Regions from separate parts of the Mus musculus genome. Here region 2 is linked to region 1. The links are chromatin loops, found by intact Hi-C in ENCODE. Cell type or tissue: heart. All regions are shown on one strand. Each heading gives the region's core, and the rest is flanking DNA. Links, peaks and the distances in the headings are about the cores only. Region 1 holds the start of Nop56 (NOP56 ribonucleoprotein). Region 2 overlaps Pank2 (pantothenate kinase 2).

Region 1 (9,469 bases), core at 407-8,406:
TAAATCCTATACATGCCCATGAAAAAAATAGTCAATAAACAAAATACACACATACTATCTGGTTTTGTGTTTTTATTGGGGTTTTATCATTCATGGGCAGGAGCTGCCACAAGGTATGCCCCTCCCACCAAGCAGGTCCGTTCTAATCCTCCTGTGCTTTCTGGGACTTTTTCTTTTTCTTTGTGCTGCTCTTTGTGAAGTTAGCAGCAACTTCAGGCTCCTCAGAAAATTTCCTTTTCTTCTTAGGGGTGGTGGGGCTTGCTGCCTCTTCTGGTTCACTGGCCACTTCCTCCTTAGGTGAGGACTTCTTTCTCTTAGCACTGCTAGTGGCCATCTCTTCAAGGTCACTGGCCAACTCCTCCTTGGGAGCTTTCTTTTTCTTGGATTTAGGTAGAGAGACAGGTGGGTCTTCCATTCCATTTTCCTGGGGTTTTAACTTCTTTTTCTTCTTAGATTTTTCATTTACCTCCTGAAGGGGGAATCAGACACGGGACATTGCTTACAATTGTTAGCAGCCACAGCTCCCATTAGAATCCAGGCAGAAGAGCAAACCTAGTACTTCTGGTGACTTAATGATCTACCTACTCTCACATTTTATAATTTCCCTGGCCCTCTTAAACCCTAGAGAAAACCCCCTGTATGCTGCTCACGATGGATATCATGCAGAGCTCCCAGGGAACACTGAAATGAAAATCACTAATAGCTCAAGATTTTAAAAAAAAGCCTAAGGGACAATTCTAAACTGTCACATTGGTGACCTCCCTGCCCCCACCCCCCATCATGAGACACTATCACCTCCAGACACAGAACAGGGAGAGCAGGAATTCACACTACCCCCGTTGAGGACTCCTGGGAGGCAGCCGAGGACAGAGCACACTTGCCCATGGAATGGGCCATGTGCTACAACCAGCATTCTGGGCTCTTGTCAAGTTCTCTCAGCACCTATCTCCTCCCTATAGAATCAAGAGGTAGTTTTAGGTGTTTTGGTCCAAAGAGCCCAAGCTCAAGACCATGGTTTGATGTCCTGTGTTCTACGGTTGAGAAGCCTACAACCTGGGATCCACACAGGACTGACCTCACACTCCTCTGGGGTACTGCTGTTTTCTGACGAGGCCAGGGCCAGTGCAGCCAGTCGCTTCTTTTCCTTCTTCAAGCGCTTCTTCTCCTGTTTTTCCAGCTTTCTGGTGATTTCAGCAGCCGCTTCCTCTGCCTGGCAAAAAAGCAAGGCGCTGAAAACCCAGAAGACCCCTGACTTGCCACAACACTCCTAGTCTTGCTGGATCAGGCTCATTAAATCAGTTGTATTGCCTCCATTTCTGAAGGTCAGGCCAAGTTCGTTCATCCTTTCCAACAGTCTTTCTGGCACTCAGCTACCACAACCAAGCACACACTGACCTGAACCACAGCTTCCTTCATGACATCCAGGTTCTTCCGTGGGATCTCTCCAGTCTCATAGAAAGACAGCCGTTCCTCAACTTGTTCTCGGAGTTTTTCCCCAAATACACTTGTGGGGACCTCTAGATGTGTGTGCGTGTGTAAACAAAGTCAATTACAACCCTTGAAATGACAAACTACTCCCCAGCTGCTCTCCCCTCAGCTTCACTCAGACCCAAGGTGTCAACACTCACTAGGTGAACTCTGTTGACGAAAAATATTACCATCATTGTAGAAGCTGCCAAGGTAGGTTGTTTCCCCCCCACTGTAACCCCTTCAACTCAAATGCCAACTTCCCCATCCATACCAGAGAAGCAATCAATTCTTGAGGCAATACTGCATTTGTTTGCTAGGTATCGGGAGATACGGCCTTTGTTCTTTGCAGCTGCTCGGCCAATGAAGGTGGAATGAAAAATGAGTCCATATTTTGGTGTGTTACCCCTTGTCTTCAGGGCTCTGTGAGAATATTCAGTCAATAGTTTAGTCAAAAGACTTGACCCAAATAGCCAAGTTCCCCTCTTCTAACAATTTCCCACCAGGCTTGGCTGAACTTTCTACCTCACCAAGTGCCAACCTAGCTCCCAGAGGCAGAGAGGGAAGGCATCCAATTTGCTGACCTGGAAACTCGGTCCCCTTTTGCTGGGCCCTGGGAATCACTCAGACACCAGGACTGGCCATCACCCCCATAGCAGAGGCCTGTATAGGTCAGGTTGCCCTGGTCAGCCATCATTGTAATCCCCAAACAAAACAGTGGACACCAGAAGCAGCACCTGACATGAGCAGGCGCCCTCACTGGTACCTGAACAGGGCCTTTTCAGCCCCAAGGATCTGTACTGTGGACGCTGGATACTTGGCCAGGTTGGTGAGGCTGCCAGCATGAGCAATGAGGCGTGCACCTACCTGGAGAAAGATCCGAGGAGGAGGTCAGGTGAGTAAGTGGGAACCTGACCTCCCAGGCTCATCCCCTCTTCTCTTCCCCACCATGCATCAACTAGGGACAACATGCTAGCCACAAGGATAGCGGTACAGAATGCTGAGTTTCACTCCCCCACTTTGTGTTCCCCATGACGCACCGCTTCCCCAATTAAGGCTGACAGGCTGGGGGCTACTTGGCTCATCTTGGAGCGAAGGTAAGTGTGTAGGCTCTGGCGATACTCTGACAAAGACACCACACGACTGGAGAAGCTCTCGATGTTTATCAAGTCGATAGCAGATATGTCCATGCCTAGGAAACACCTAGTGTGAACAGGGGGACCAGATACTCAAGGAGTCTCGTACCTTATACAGGCTGCCGCGCTCCGCACTGACCCATGGAGGACCGAGAAGCATCCAAGATGGCCTTAGCCTTGGCCCCGTCCATCGTAATTTCTTCCAGTTTCTCTAACTTCTCTTCATTCAGCTCCCTGCGGTTCCCAATGAACTGAGCCAAGCGACAGTATGTGGCGTTGTCATTGACGATCTTCACCAGCTCTGGAAAGTGGTACCCATACCACTCCCTGTAGAGGAAGTCATTCTCTGATCCAGCTATCAAACCTCAACTCAGGTCCCAAGCTCTCTCAGGCCCGTGTCTCCCCATTCACAATACAGACCAGGCACAGTGGCCTAGGCTGAGGTGTACATGGGGTAGGTTTATTCTGCCTCCTCTTTCTATACAGTCAGTGTAGGAACACAGCCTGTGGTAAGCACAAGGAGGCCTTGCTTTGGTCCATGATTTTACCCACATGAATCATCGGCCATGCTCGACTTCTATACCTTACCTGACGCGCATCGAGAAGGTATTGATATCTTTATCCAGTTGGTCCAGGAGGCTTATGGACTGAATAATCATGTTGTCCACTCGGTTCACATTAAATTTAACTTTGGCACGAGAGTAGCTGTGTCCCAGCCCTAGCTGGGCCTTACAAGCAGAAAGATCTGTCAGACCCTTCACCAGATTATGGAAATGCAGACGAACTCCTAAAAAGAAGATGGGACTTTAAGAATAGATCCTCCAGGACCCAAGTAACCACTCACAGCAGATCACATCACCAGGCCCGTAGGCCCCCTGCTGGCTTCTGTGGGCACTGCATCCACGTGGTGGACAGAATAAATGAAATAGGACTCTTACCTCGAAGGATCTCAGCTATCACACCACCAGTCTGGCAGTTGTACCCCAACTCTTCCTGTATTGCAGCACCAATCTTGGGGTCTCCAACCCCCAGAAGTACTTTCTTCTTTTTAGATGGCAGGTATGTCTCCAGGAGCAGGCGGAGGTCCTCGTGAACAACACCTTTGGGACAAAGAAAACAGCTCTAAACCACACATTGCAGATTGGAGACTGTCTCCAATCGGATTAGTTAACACCCATCCCCGCAGGCATTGCTCAGACACATGGAGTCGTCAGTGATCTCTCAGGGGATTGACAGATATATAAGTCATCATTGCAAAGCCTGGCTCTACCACAGGTCCAGGAGCACAATTGTAAAGCATTTAAGTGCTTTTTAAATTACAAGATTTATTTATTATATGTACACTGTAGCTATCTTCAGACACCCCAGAAGAAGGCATCAGATCTCATTAGGGATGGTTGTGAGCCACCATGTGGTTGCTGGGATTTGAACTCAGGACCTCTGTAAGAGCAGTCGCGCTCTTAACCGCTGAGCCATCTCTTCAGCCCCTGCATATTAATGTTTTAAAATGCCATCCTGTAGGTCTCAAATAATCCCTAGACTGTATCAAGCTTAGAAGAAAATCATCTAAGAACATCAACCACCCAGAATCCCATGTTCCGGAGGGACCGACTCACCTTCAGACACAGCATTGGCATTTTCCAAGGCCACCTGGGATGAAGAGAAGGGACAGAAGGCCACCAGACGAACGACATTGTGGAATTTGCCAAGGTTAAGCACACATTCCTCCACCTGGAGAGAAGGATGAATGGGCTTTCTTTGAATTTGGCTTCTACAGCGCAGTAAGGCAGAAGCACCAGCTGTTGTAGCAATTGGTGCCTGGGCCCCGAATCTTAATTCTCAAGAAATGGAAATGAGATGTTTATCTCCGACCGCTTCCAATTATATAGATTCGCGTTAAAGAGTCCCCTCATTCTAGAGCTCCCCCCCCCCCCGCCGGGCCCGGTGCGGTCGGCCACGTGGGAACACGCGGTGCATGCTGGGGTTTGGCGGCCTTAGGGGCTGCATTGCAGCTCCGCGAGCCCACCGAGCTCACCCACCTGCGGCAGCAGCAGGCTGATCTCCTCCACTTCCTTCAGCGCCAACAGCGCGTAGCCGACCGCATGCTCGAACAGCACGTGCAGCAGAACCTGAAAAGAACCGGCGCGCGGCCATCAGTCAAACTTCCCAGTCCGCGGGGCCGCTGCTAGAGCAGGCCCTGGCTCAGACCCGGAGCACGACCCCGAATGCAAACCCAGACGCACGCTAAGGCCTTCACTACGCAAATACCCCACCACCACTCCTCACCATGGCGCCTGCTCCGTGCCCAGCTCGCAATGCGGCTAGCGCGCTCTGGCGCGCGGAACCAGACTGCGGAGACCACACCTTCTCCGGTTTGACCAATCAGAGGCTGCGGACGAAACCATTGTCAGGTCTTCGGAGGGGGTTCGCGGGTGTGGTATCGTCCGTCGGGCGGGTTGGACTACCACGGGCGCGAGCGGGCCTGCCAAGCCCAGCCTCTGCGGCTGCGCGAGCCGGTACTGCGTCTGTAGTGAATGGTGTCGCTCCTGCCGGCAGGCCGCAGAGTGGCCTGGAGACCACCCTTCTTCGTTCCTCGTGCTTTTGTCACCCGTGTGCCGGGCGGCAGAACTCGGTGAGGGGACATGAGGCTTCCTGATAAGCCTCGCAGGTTTCCCGCTGCCCAGATATTCCGGGTCCTCGTGGGACCCGGCCTCAGACCCTGCAGAAATGGCGTCTTCTTGCTGCCTGCCTCTTCCTTTTACATTTTGTTGTTAACAAAATTGTTGGTGCGGGCTGAGGCATAGACAAGAGCGGTTTACCTCTTCCTAGTTCTGTTCCTTTCCCTGATTCATAGAACCCAGCGCTGCTCGGCACCACGTGGTTGCTCATGGCCGCGTAGGCCCAGAATTCTTCCAAGGAGCTGCGTTCCTGTTTTTTTCAGTGCCAGTTTTAGGCACACCAAGGTGGATAATTTAAAATCACCTTTGCTTTAAAAAAGAAAATAAAAAGACACTTTACTTTAGTGTTAGGATTATAAATCCCAAACTTGATGGCCTAGTCGGCCATCAATGGGAGGAGAGGCCCTTGGTATTGCTAAGATCATATGCCCCAGTACAGGGGAATGCCAGGGCCAGGAAGCGGGAGTGATTGGGTTGGGGAGCAGGGCGGAGGGAGGGTATTGGGGGCTTTGGGGATAGCATTTGAAATGTAAATTCAGAAAATATCTAATAGAGAGAGAAAATAAATCCCAAACTTGAATAGTCTCTCTTAAATAGTCTATGCCTTATGCGAGAAAAAAGAATCATGGAGTAAGTCGGCTGTACATTGTCTATCATGGAGTAAGTCGGCTGTACTTTCTCTATAATGGAGTAAGTTGGCTGTACATTGCCTGTAATGGAGCTGGCTTGGATAATAAAGTGGACTTGGATAGTAAAGAAATGTGTATGTATTGCAACTAGGAAGCTACAAGCGCTTGGCAGGACATGGTGGAACGCACCTTTAATTCTGGTATTTGGGAGGCAGAGACAGGCCTGGCTACATAGCAAATTCCAAGGCAGATAAGGTTACCCAGTGAAACTCTGTTTCAAGAAAAGTAAGCTATAAATGCTTGTGATTAGATGAGGCGACACAGCACAAACAAACAAGCAAAACAAGATGTTCCTTTGGCTTCCTCACCTCCACCACTTCATTAAAATGTCACCCCAGGAGTTGAATGGTGACACGCACCTTTAATCACAGCACTTTGGAGGCAGACATCTGTGAATTCAAGGCTAGTTTGGTATATATCGATAGCTCCAGGCTAATCAAGGTTACATGGTAAGACCCTGTTTCAAAAAAAAAAAGAAAGTCCTCCAATATTTATAGTTCTGAACCTAGTGGGATCTGTAGATTGTGATATCAGACACCATTTCTTCCCTTCCCTAGGCTTCTTTGATAAATTAATTGCTCTTGCCTACGTTCAGACAGACCTTTCCTACCAAAGTAGACTTTTGTAAAATTGTTGAGTTTTGTCTCCAAGTTATCCTTCGCCCTGCTTCCTGAATATTTCTAAAGCAGAAATTCATGTTTTGTTTATGGTTGCTCATTGTGAACAAAGTAATAAGAAAATTAAAGGTGTTGGTATCCTATAATCAATCACCTGTGGTAGTTGTTCTCCAGAAAGGCCAATAATGATCCATGCCTCCTGACAACCAGGCCTATGGCCCAACGGACACGGGTAGATTGAGTCTGCCATTTCTGAACCTTGTGCATGCTTGTTGACTTTGAGTTGCCTCATAAGAAGTGAAGCCTGATGAGTCCCATGGAGACTACATGGGGACAGTTAGAGGTCAAGCCTTCCAACTATCCCTTATTCCAACTATTCCAACAGAGAGTAGACATGTGTTCTACCTCTTGCCACTGTCTCTGATTGCAGCTGCATGAAACCGTAGTCATGACAAGAAGAGCCCTGTGTGTACTCTGTCTATTCACAGAATTGTGAAAAATATTGTGGCCTTAAAGCCATTAAATTTATGGGTGACTTATTAATCTATAATAAATATGAATCAAAGTAAGCAACCTGTGTAGGAGCCCAAGCTCTGCCTTACAGTGTGACCAGAAATTAATCACTTGACCTGAGACTCTATTTCTTCAGATTAAAGATTAAAGAGTCATTCACCCCTTTAATAAACCTTTATTGACGATCTGGTCCTGGGGCAGCTATGAAATAGATAGGTCCCTGGTGTAGTGGGCACTCAAATGCTAGTGGTCATTCATCTTGTTTTCTGGGTCATTTTTATTGTTGAAATGTTATTATTTGGAACAAGATCTTACTATTAAACTCTGGCTGGCCTAGAGCTCACTATGTAGACCCATTGGCTTTAGCTCACAGATCCAATTGCCTCTTCCTCCTAATGCTGGGATTAAAGGTGTGCACCATTTGGGCTGGAGATGATGGTTCAGCGGTTAAGAGCACTGACTGCCCTTCCAAAAGTCCTGAGTTCAAGTTCTAGGAACCACATGGTGGCTTACAGTCATCCGTAATGAGATCTGATGCCCTCCTTTGGTGTGTCTGAAGACAGCTACACGTATACTCATATATATAAAATAAATCTTTTAAAAAAATAAAAAGGTGCACACCATTCCACCTAGCTTCTTTTTAAAATTATTGAGTGCTTTAGCAAAATATGCAAGACCTTTGTCATATCTTTGTAATAGTTTTTCCTTTCCCTTTTTTGCAATTTTGGTGATTGAACCCAGAGCCTCATTCACAAATTCTAGGCCAGTGCTCTATCGCTGGGCTGTCTCTCCAGCTCACTTTTTTGTTCATTTGCCAATAAATAGCATACCATTTTATATAAGAATTTCCTAACATCAATTTTACACACTCTCTGAAGTTCATTTTTAAAAGTGACTTCAGTCATTCACTTACATGTGTAAACAACGCATTGTCTCTAAATACAATTAGGTTTCACATGGTGAAACAGTTGCCAATACCATGCAGCTTCCGGTGGCGGTAGGTAAATATTTACTTTTATTGTTTAAATGATAGGAATTGGAAATTCCATTCAGATGGTAAATTTGCTAATTAGTATTTTCATCCATTCCACTTTAAACAGTCTTGTTAAGAGTCCTTTCTTTTTGAAAAAAAAATTGCCCCAGTCAACTTGCAAAATCTATTCTATTTCCCCCTTCTAGGGAAATCCTGTGTTCCTGCCTCCCTTGAGCCCTCCTTGTTACTTAGCCTCTCTAAGTCTGTGGATTGTAGCATGATTATCCTTTATTTAACAGCTAATGTTTACTTATGAGTACATTCCATGTGTGTCTTTCTGGGTCAGGGTTATATCAATCAGGATGATCTTTTCTAGTTCTAGTCATCTGGCTGCAAATTTAATACGTCATTGTTTTTAATAGCTGAGTAATATTCTGTTGTGTAAATGTACCAGAGTATGTATTCACATGTGTGTACATGTGTGTAAGGATGCACACACATGTAGAGGCTGGACATTGATGTTGGATGTCTTCTTTTATGGTTCTCTATCTGATTTATTCCTGTCTGTCTATCTGTCTGTCTGTCTATCATCTATTTGAGACAGGGTCTCACTATGTAGTCCTGACTGTCCTGGAACTCAATATGTTGACCAGGCTGGCCTCAGTGTTTCAGAGATCATTCTGATTCTGCTTCCTGAGATTTGGACCCCCACTGTGCCTAGTCCCCCCACCTCATCCATCCATCCATCCATCCATCCATCCATCCATCCATCTATCTATCTGAGGTTTTCCCCAGGGTTTTGTTTTTGTTTGTTTGTTTGTATGGTGTGTGTGTGTGTAGCCTGTGTAGCCCATGTAGCCCTGGCTTTCTTGAAATTTGCTTTGTAGTTCAGGCTGGTCTTGAACTTAGAGATATGCCTGCCTCTGCCTCCCCAGTGCTGGTATTAAAGGCATGTACCACTATGCCCAGCTCCCATCTTATTTTTTGATAGAGCGTTTCTCTAAATCTAAACAATGGACCTCCCCCATAGGTCTCACTATGTAGTTCTGCCTAGCCTGGAACTAGTGTAGACCAAGCTAATCTTGAACTCAGATACTTGCCTGTCTCTGCCTGAAGAATAATGGAACTAAAGGCATGTACCACGTGCCCAAACCTTTATTTTCTTCTAAAAATAAATTTAAATGTATTATTTGTATAGGATGCCATGGTACATGAATGGTCAAAGGACAACTTGTGAGAATTGGTTCTTTTCTTCAACCATATGAGTCCCGGGGATTGAACTCAGTCATCAAGATTGGTAGCAAGTGCCTTTACCCGTTGAGTAATCTTTTTTTTTTTTTCTTTTCTTTTTTCCTTTCAGTTTTTTGAACAGGGTTTCTTTGTGTAGCTCTGGTTG
Region 2 (9,469 bases), core at 297-8,296, 1.0 Mb before region 1:
TAAACATCAAATTTCCATAAATTGTATATAAGCTAAAAGATGCATACTGTGAGAAAATCCTGCTCAAATTTGTATGATCCACCTCCAGTGGCACAAAAGACAGTGTGGAGACTTGAGAAGTTTTTATCTCTGCCCATCTGAATAAAAGCAGGCATGTCATGGGTGGGAAAGCGTATAAAGTGCAGATTGCCTTTGCGTCCACACAGAGTCAGGTCCTTCAGCTCAAGGTGCACGTCCCGAATGCCTGTGGATCCGTAAGCCACATTGGAGGTCAGGTACTTCCGGATGCTTTTCAGACTCTCCACTTCCTCCTTTTCTTCTTCAGCAGTGATGTCTTTAGGTTCAAAATAAACCAGCTTGACCAAGGTTCCTCCAATATCCAAGCCAAACCATGGAAAAACTAAATGGGAAAGAAAAAAAAATGTCAAAATACCTTTTTCTAAAAATAAAGCTTATATTTACTTGACTGGCAACTTATTCCATATGCTGTGGTTTGGTTTCTAAGGGATAAAATTTTAAACTAAAATGTTTTGAGGAAAAAAATGTAAATCAAAAATACCAAAGTGGGGGTGGGTGGATATGGGGGACTTTTGGTATAGCATTGGAAATGTAAATGAGTTAAATACCTAATAAAAAATGGAAAAAAAAATACCAAAGTATTTTGAAGTATAAATGAAGAAAATATCTAATAAAAAAAATACCAAAGTATTAGCCAAACTAACTCTTCTGTGCAGACATGCCCAAACTATACTATGAACACTTAAAAGCTAACAAATTAAGTTTCAACCCTGAAAACCAAAAACTGTAAATGAAAACCTTCACCCCACCTCCAGCTCAGAGGAAGGAATGTAAGCGCTCTAGGACTCACCCTAACGTGCTAGGAAAGCCTATCTCCAGGGTCAAGTCCTCTAAGAACCTACTCTGGGCTTCGTGTACAGCTTAGTGGTAGAGTACTTGTCACAATACATCAGGCCCTAGCTTAAAAATAAAAAGCTTCGATGAACTTTACATCCAAGCTACCTGCTACTCAAAAAGAATTCCAAACTTAAACAAATAGGGGGCTAGAGAGAGCACCTACTTGGCAGATCATGACCACATTTAACTACAGTTCCAGGGGATCTGATACCCTCTTCTGGCCTCCATTAATACCCTCTTCTAGTCATGCACTTGGTGCACATACATACAAACCATATTTATAAAATTAAATAAAAAAATAATAGCTTCAGAAACATAAATAAATATGGACATATATGTCCCTTCCCAACCCTAAATCAAGAAATGACTAATAAAAGCGTAAGTTTACTGATATTCTTTCCTAAAAAAAATTCTGGAAAACACACACACACACACAAAACCAGCTAGTCAGTGGCTGTCCAGAACCATCAAAAGGAATGCTAATAAAACAGAAAGCAACTGTGAAAGTGGGAAAGCGCACAGGGTTACTCTACCCAACAACAGATGGAATGGCTGCCCAGAGCAAGCAGCCACGACGATATGGTCAGGAAATACATTTGGAGGAACTCATCAGGCCACCAATTTCTCTCTATCAAGAGTACTTCTCTGACAGAGGCAAAGACTCTCTTCCCTGAGTACAATGGATCTGAGTCAAGGTGGCAAGCACTTGGCTGCTGCCATCCAGAGAAAAGACAGCCTCCAAACCTGGCCACCTACACCCCATCTCCCACTACACTCCATCCCATGGCCTAGAACAGAATCTATACCCACTGACAGATAAACAGCAACTCTCACCCAAATATGAATCACAAAAAAGAACACAAGTACCCCCAAAAATAAAGCGTCTGAAGAAAGGTTTCTAAGAATAGTGAATCGCAAACATCTTCAGACACAACGTGATCTCATCCATGAAACATCAAAAACTAAAAACTGTAAGAATTGCCGGGCATGGTGACGCTCGCCTTTGATCCCAGCACTCGGGATTTCTGAGTTCAAGGCCAGCCTGGTCTACAGAGTGAGTTCCAGGACAGCCAGGGCTACACAGAGAAAACCTATCTCGAAAAACCAAAAAATAAGTTTAAGAAGCCAGGTACAGTGTGATGCACATTTAGTCCCAGCACAGGCAGATCTGAGTTCCAGGCCATCCAGTGCTCCACAGTGACACCTCGTCTCAAACAACAGAAAAGAAACCATATTAAAATTTCAGAAAACCCTATGAAGAACCTAGTTCTTAAGAACAGACATAAACGGCTGGGCACCTTTAATCCCAGCACTTGTGAGGCAGAGGCGGGCAGATTTCTGAGTTCGAGGCCAGCCTGGTCTACAGAGTGAGTTCCAGGACAGCCAGAGCTACACAGAGAAACCCTGTCTCGAAAAACAAAAACAAAAAACAAACAAAAAGAATAGACATAAACTACACAAAGGTAAACAGTGCTGCTCTTCATCAGCAACAAGTGTGTTAGGAGACAAAGACACATAAACTTCAAAAAAAAGGGGGGAAAAGTTTAAAAAGTGTTATCTAGTCAAGCAGCTTCCAAGAAGAAATCCAAGAGAGACTTCACACACAAGGACTGCCACTCAAAGAGTCTCTGAATCATGTGCATGCAAAGCAGCATAATTTTATAAGGGCTCTAAGAAAAAATTTATCCATAAGCTATAAGCAGAGAAATAAATGCATGCTGACTTTAAGACCTAAAATACTTACACGATTTCAACAAAGGCCATCAAGGAAGAAAGGAGTAGGAAGTGAATGCAGCACGTCTGTCTTGTAGGGGAAGGAAAGAAGACAAGAGAGCAGCTGGAGACAAGAACAGAAAAGGGATGCTTTAAAACAAAACAAAACATGCAGTGGTGGTGCATGGCTGCAATCCTAGCACTCAGGAGGCAAAGGCAGATCACTGCAAGTTCTAGACCAACATGGTTACATATGGAGCTCCAGGCCAGCTAGGACTTCATGAGACCCCATGATAGATGGAGGGATGCATGCATGCATGTATGCAGCCCCAGAAGAGAAAAGGAACATAACTAGATACAGGGAATAACTGAGGGTGGGGGTAGCTCTGTGGATCTAACCTAGGAACTCACATACCATAATGTATATACCCCAAGACTTAAATCCCCAGCCCTAAAAGATTTTGCAACCTTTCATATTCTAGTAGCTTCATTTGTGTGGCTGTGTGCACACACGAGAGGCAGAAATCATCAGAGTGTCTGCCTCAGTCATTTCTCTACCATATTGTTTGAGCTTCTCACTAAACCTACAACTTGGATATACTAGCAGGCCCCAGGATCCTCATCTCCACCTCCGCGATCATGGGCCTGCATCATGCTTGTAAGTGGGTGCTAGGGGTACAAATGAGGTTCTTACCTCAGCACCACAAGCACCTTACAACTGAAATAGCAAATTTTTCTCTACAAATAATTAATTTACAAAATCAAAGATGAGGGCTGCAGAGATGGCTCAGCAGTTAAGAGCACTGACTGTTCTTCTAAAGGTCCTGAGTTCGATTCCCAGCACCACATGGTGGCTCACAACCATCTGTAATGGGATCCACCGCCCTCTTCTGGTGTGTCTGAAGACAGCAACAGTATTCACATATATAAAATAAATCTTTAAAAAAAAGTCTTCTCTCTCAAAATCAAAGATAAAAAAGTTCATATGGAGAGATTTTTAAAATTAAGTAGCTTTGCAACAAAAGTTTAAAAGGGATGCTAAGATTAGCTACAAGAAAAAAACAAACTCATTAAAAAAGTAGCTCAAAGGACAGAAGCTGACTTCTGTAAAAACATGAAGACAGGGTTGGCGAGATGGCTCAGTAGGTAAGAGCACTGACTGCTCTTCCCAAGATCCTGAGTTCAAATCCCAGACACCACATGGTGGCTCACAACCACCCTTAAGAGATCTGACACCCTCTTCTGGTGTGTCTGAAGACAGTTACAGTGTACTTATGTATAATAAATGAATCTCTGGGGCCAGATCGAGCGGGGACTGAGCAATCAAAGTTGACCAGAGCGAGCGGGGCTAACTGTAGTGAGTGGGGTTTACCAGTTCTAAAAATTCAATCCCCAAACAACCACATGAAGTCTCAAAACCATCTGTACAGCTACAGTGTACTCACCGTAAACTAAATAAATGAATCTTTAAAAAAAACAAACATGAAGACATAAACCTTAATCCCCAGCACAAATGTAAGGAGCTGAGCACCTCAGCTCCCATCTGCAACCGCAGCATTCCTAAAGATAAATGGGAAACAGAGACAAGAGAACCCCCAGAAATTTATGAGCCAGCTAGCAAACAAAGGGATCCTATCTCAACCAAAATGGAAGACAAGGACCTACACTCAAGACTGTCCTCTGACTTTCACCCCCGTGCCAAGGTCCCATGCCTGCACTTATACACAAATCATACGCACACACAAAAGATTTTTAATTAGTTCAAAATGAAGTAGAAAAAACCTTGAAGATCAAAAGCACTAAAAGTTTTTATCACTGATGGGCAGTAGGGGGCAGGCCCTTTTGGTTTCCAAACAAAAAGGGACACTTATGAAACAACAGCTCTACTCTGCCAACACCAATGTTCTCCAAAAGCCAAGGAACCCCTTTTCTAAATTAGTATTGCCAAGCTACAAAAAGCTTCATTTTCTAAACTAATGAAATTGAAGGGTATCCTGTGATTGTCAATGAGTCTGAAAATCATCAAGTTCTAAAGAGTTCCATGTGCTCTAGCATACAAGGAGTCCTCTTCAGAGGCAGAGCTTGTCCTCCAAATACAAGGGGGCTGTGATCCCAGAGCTCCCGTGCTTCTTACATACTGTATACTCTACTATACAGACATTGCTAAGGCAATGTATTACCATGTCTTCTCTTTCTTTCTTAAAAAAAATGTATTCATTTATTATATGTAAGTACACTGTAGCTGTCTTCAGACACTCCAGAAGAAGGCACCAGATCTTGTTATGGATGGTTGTGAGCCACCATGTGGCTGCTGGGATTTGAACTCAGGACCTTTGGAAGAGCAGTCAGCGCTCTTAGCCACTGAGCCATCTCTCCAGCCCACCATGTCATATCTCAATAAAAAATTTAGAGGTTTAACTAAGTCTATTTTTCCATCTGGAAACTGAAAGAAGGATGTGGCTCGGTGAATAATGACTTATGCTCTGCAAGCACAAGTCCCTAGAAACCATAATAAAACCAACAAGGACAAAACTCAGCACAGCTGTGCATTCATGTAACCTCAACATTAGAGAATGAAGACCAGTGGATTCCAAGATCTCACTGGCTAGCCATCCTTTCTGACAGGGTATATGATGAGCTTTCCATTGGAGACCCTGACTCAATAGCACAGCAATGGAGGAAGAAGATACCTTATATCCTGCTTGGGACTGTGTGTACACTTAGATGCGCACACACCAGAATACTCACTTGCATGCCACACACACACACACACACACACACCTACCTCACTGGATGAGACCTAGATAAAATATCTGAGGGTTGGGGGGAGAGGATACAGTGTTTAACACACAATCACTGTTAACTGTAGCTATACCACCCCATCAGCATCTTGCTGCCATAATTTTTTACCTATTTAAAGCAATGGTAAACCTGCCAAGTATTTGCCAGGCAAGAACTCTACCAACTGAGTTATACCTTTACCCCATATTCCCTTTTTTAAAAGACAGAATCTCATATTCTCATACATCTCAGACTAGTCTTGAATTTACTGTGTACCCAAAAATGACTTCAACTTCCTATCCTCCTGCCTCACCCTCCTTGGTGGTCGGATTATAGCGGGTGACACCACATCTGGTTTATACAACACTGGAGTTCAAACTCATGGAATCCTGCATGCTACAGCCCCAGTCTTCATAATTTCTTTTCTTTTCCTTTTCTTTTTTAAAGATGTATTTATATGTAAGTACACTGTAGTTGTCTTCAGACACCTCAGAAGAGGGCACCAAATCTCATTACAGATGGTTGTGAGCCACCATGTGGTTGCTGGGATTTGAACTCAGGACCTTTGGAAGAGCAGTCAGTGAGTGCTCTTAACCACTGAGCCATCTCTCCAGCCCCCTTAATTTATTTTCTTTCTTAGTTATTCTCTTGTGCCACAGCATGTGTGTGACACACACACCCTCCTCAATCACAGAACTTTCCAGAAGTCGGTTCTCTCCTTCCACTGTAAGACAGGGATTGTTTCTATTTCTGGCTGATTCTCCTGTCTCTGCCTCCCATCTCAGTGTAAAAAGGCTTGGAGTAGAGACGGGGTCTGAGGATCAAATTGAGGTAGTAAGGTTTGTATGGTGTTGTATAAGCACTGTCCTCTGAACCAAAGAGCCATCACTCATTCCACCTGCTAAAATTTATTACAACTGGGCTCGCTGACTGCTAATATTCCCTCACAGAAAGAGGGTAGGGAGGGTCACTGGACCCTCACCTAAGTACCAAGCCACTCCTCCCAGTCATCTGTGTGCAATGCTGCTGTAACTGATGATTGCTTCTAGGGAAGGGGCCTTACGGAAGCCATCATTCATGCTAAGCCCAGACTTTGCAATGTGGCTGCTTTAGGCTGTAAGTAACCTTAACCAACTCATTGGTTCATCAGTGTGAACTACTGTGGGACTGAACTTTGCAGTTTGTCACTAGAACTTTGGGAGAAGAGGGGGATAGAAGCTGTCTTCTCCACCCAAGGCAAACTTCTCACAATACCTAAGTGCTTTACCCACTAAACCATCTCCCTGGCCAATTCCCAAAATTTTAACATCGTCTTTATTTGGTATTTTCTCATCCTGTGATATATAGCAACTACCTGATCTAAAAGCTTTAAAGAACTTCTAGGCCAGTAAGATGGCAGGTAAAGGCACTTGTCACTAAGCTTGACAAGTGAGTTCAATTCCTGAGACCCACAAAGTGGAAGGAGAGAACCAACTCCTAAAGCGTGTCCTCTGACTTCCACATGTGTGCCCAAACACATACAATATTTATGCTTTTTTTCAGAATTCAGTATAGGGTTTTGTTTTGTTTTCAGATTTTATTATAGTATACAAGTGTTTTGCTTGAATGCATGTATGTGTGCCTGGTGCCCTAAGAGGTGAAAAGACAGACAGATCCTCTGGAATAGTTGTGAACCACCATGTGCATGCTGGGAATCCAACTCAGACCCTCTAACAAAAGCAACAAACTTAACTACTCAACAAATTCTCCAGCCCAAATTAATATCATTTTTAAATACTTTACATTTCATACCCATGCCTCTTGTAATACAGAAGTCCAGGATGAAACCAGTCTGGAAACCACACTGCTCAATTAACATGTGTGGTAGAACATTACTATAAACCGGGATCACAAGTTACAAAACAAATGAGCTCCTACTAGTTTCAACTGCCTAAGCATGGGGGCAACATGCCTCTGATCAGGAGGCAGAGCCCGGCAGATCTCAGTGACTGCAAAGCAAGCTCATCTACAGAGTGAGTTCCAGCTCAGCCAAAGCTGTGCACAGAAACCCTGTCTCAGAAAGGAAGGAAGAGAGAAGAGAAGAGGAGAGAAGAGTAGTATAAGACAATAAAACTAGTGTTTCTAACCTCGGATGGCTTTCTAATAGACAAATTATTAGTTATCAGTGGATTCTCTCAGAGTTATGACTAAAGTATGCCATTGGAACAGCCAATAACTGCATTCTCCATCCAGTAGGGAATCCTTGGGTAATACAGAAGATCAAATGGTGTAAAAACAAACAAACAAACCAATATCCTGTTTGAATCCTGGAGTAGTAGCTTTGTTCGTAATCTTAGCACTCAGAAAGCTGAAGTGGGAGAAACTGTTTCTTCAGCACATTCATTATCTGAAATAGTCTTTCATGATTTGTCATACAATCAGAGAAAGCAAAGAAAAGGAATTGGCCAATATCAGACACCATATTAGAAAAAAATAAAGAAATCAGAGGTTGGCAGGATAGGTCAATGGGTACAAATGCCTATTTTCAAACACGACTACCTGAGTTCAATTCCCAAACTCACCAAGTAGAAGAGAAACAATTCCCACAGGTTGTCCCCTGAACTCCCCGAATATGCCCTCACATACACACAAATACATACACAACAAAATAAGTAAATATACAAATAAGTAACTAAGTGTATGTGGTTTATTTAAACTTGGAAGGGAGGGAGGGAGGGAAAAGAGATGTAGTTCAGTGTATAGAACATGCAAAAAGCCCTAAGTTCAAGACCCAGAACAAAACAAAGCAGCCAGAGACCAAAAAAAAAACAAAAAAAAAAAAAAAAACCTATAATCCCAGCCTTCAGAAGTTCAAGGACATCCTTAACCATAAAATCTGAGGATCACCTTGGGAAACATAAAACACAATTTCAAAAAGTAAATACAGAAACTCAAGCTTTGTCTATGTAGTACTTTTTAAAAAGTTCTGAAACCATAGTAATACAACACTCCCAAATGTCTTTCAGAATTTCTCTTGGATCTGAATTACTTATTTGTAAGGCAGCTTTTTTTGGTTTCGTTTTGATTTTTGTTGTTTTTGTTTCCTGAAACTGTTTTTCTATGTAGCCCTGGCTAAGGCAGTGTCTTAAACACCTCTCAAGATTCATATTCCTTCTTCTCTTCCTTTCTTTCTCTCGTTTTTGTTTTTTTTTGTTTGTTTGTTTGTTTTTGTTTTTTGGGGTTTTTTTTTTTTTTTTTTTTTTGAGACAATGTTTCTCTGTGTAACCACCCTGGCTGCCCTGGAACTCCCTTTGTAGACCAGGTGGGCTTTGAACTCAGATAACCACCTGCCTCTGCCTGCTGAGTGCTAGGATTAAAGGCCTGCACCAGACAGATTCTTTTTGGTTTTTGAGAGAGGGTTTCTCTGTGTAGCCCTGGCTGTCCTGGAACTTGCTCTGTAAACCAGCCTGGTCATGAACTCAGGAATCTGCCTGCCTCTACCTCTGGCTTGCTGGGATTACAGGCATGGGCCTCACATCTCCAATTCCTAATCCAATTACTGAATTGGGCCCAGCAACTTGTGTTCTAACTCTCCATGCATGTGAAAATGTGCAGGTGCAAACTAATGTTCATTTGTGTGTGTGCACGGGTGTAGCTCCTCAGGTGCCCTCTACTTTTTGAGCTAGTGTGCCTCACTGGCCTGGAACTTTGCCGAGTAGGCTACACTAACTAGCCAGTGAATTTCTAGGGATCTGTCTGCTCTCCCATGTGGCCATCAATGGCACAAGCCACTGTACCCCTAGCTTTTTTACCTGGGTTCTGAAGCAAGCAATTTACTGAACAAGCCATCTCCCCAGCCCTGTAGGCCATTTTTACATTCAGTACTTGCTAGTCATAACTTTTCCCAAGACAGCCTTGAACACACACATACACAAGTCATGTTTATTTTGGTCTAAAGCAATGGGAAAAAAAGAACAATTCAATAAAACAGTAGATAGAGCCAGGCAGTGATGGTGCATGCCTTTAATCCCAGCACTTGGGAGGCAAAGGCAATCAGATTTCTGAGTTTGAGGCCAGCCTG

What was found. Hi-C counts contacts between places; a loop is a spot of excess contacts. Peaks named below come from ENCODE experiments on the same cell type or tissue, not always from the same donor. Only the 100,000 strongest peaks of a DNase experiment are listed, where the experiment ranks them.
Region 2: it touches region 1 in a loop (5-fold over the local background); 2 of 42 quality-filtered maps call a loop at or near these places.

The regions. Positions count from the first base shown.
Region 1 is chr2:130,269,897-130,279,365 of GRCm38, reverse strand. It overlaps Nop56 (NOP56 ribonucleoprotein), which reads right to left and starts at 4,954. Exons shown (of 12, transcript NM_024193.2): 1 at 4,890-4,954; 2 at 4,643-4,732; 3 at 4,220-4,334; 4 at 3,542-3,703; 5 at 3,192-3,390; 6 at 2,743-2,930; 7 at 2,508-2,659; 8 at 2,234-2,334; 9 at 1,742-1,890; 10 at 1,396-1,517; 11 at 1,076-1,210; 12 at 53-469. The coding sequence starts at 4,892. The coding sequence ends at 143. Snord110 (small nucleolar RNA, C/D box 110) reads right to left here and starts at 3,851; the gene lies at 3,793-3,851. It overlaps Snord57 (small nucleolar RNA, C/D box 57), which reads right to left and starts at 1,340; the gene lies at 1,278-1,340. LOC115489609 (a small nucleolar RNA gene) reads right to left here and starts at 3,129; the gene lies at 2,997-3,129. It also overlaps LOC115489632, LOC115489601 and Idh3b. In heart, for the core only: CTCF peaks have their summits at 3,492 (motif pointing left) and 5,142; a DNase peak (open chromatin) is centred at 5,015; H3K4me3 peaks cover 3,929 bases; H3K27ac peaks cover 2,128 bases.
Region 2 is chr2:131,264,842-131,274,310 of GRCm38, reverse strand. It overlaps Pank2 (pantothenate kinase 2), which reads right to left. Exons shown (of 7, transcript NM_153501.2): 2 at 48-400. Among named protein-coding and RNA genes, the nearest start is that of Pank2, 7.1 kb to the right of the region's middle. In heart, for the core only: a CTCF peak has its summit at 4,449 (motif pointing right); no DNase peak of the experiment used is centred there.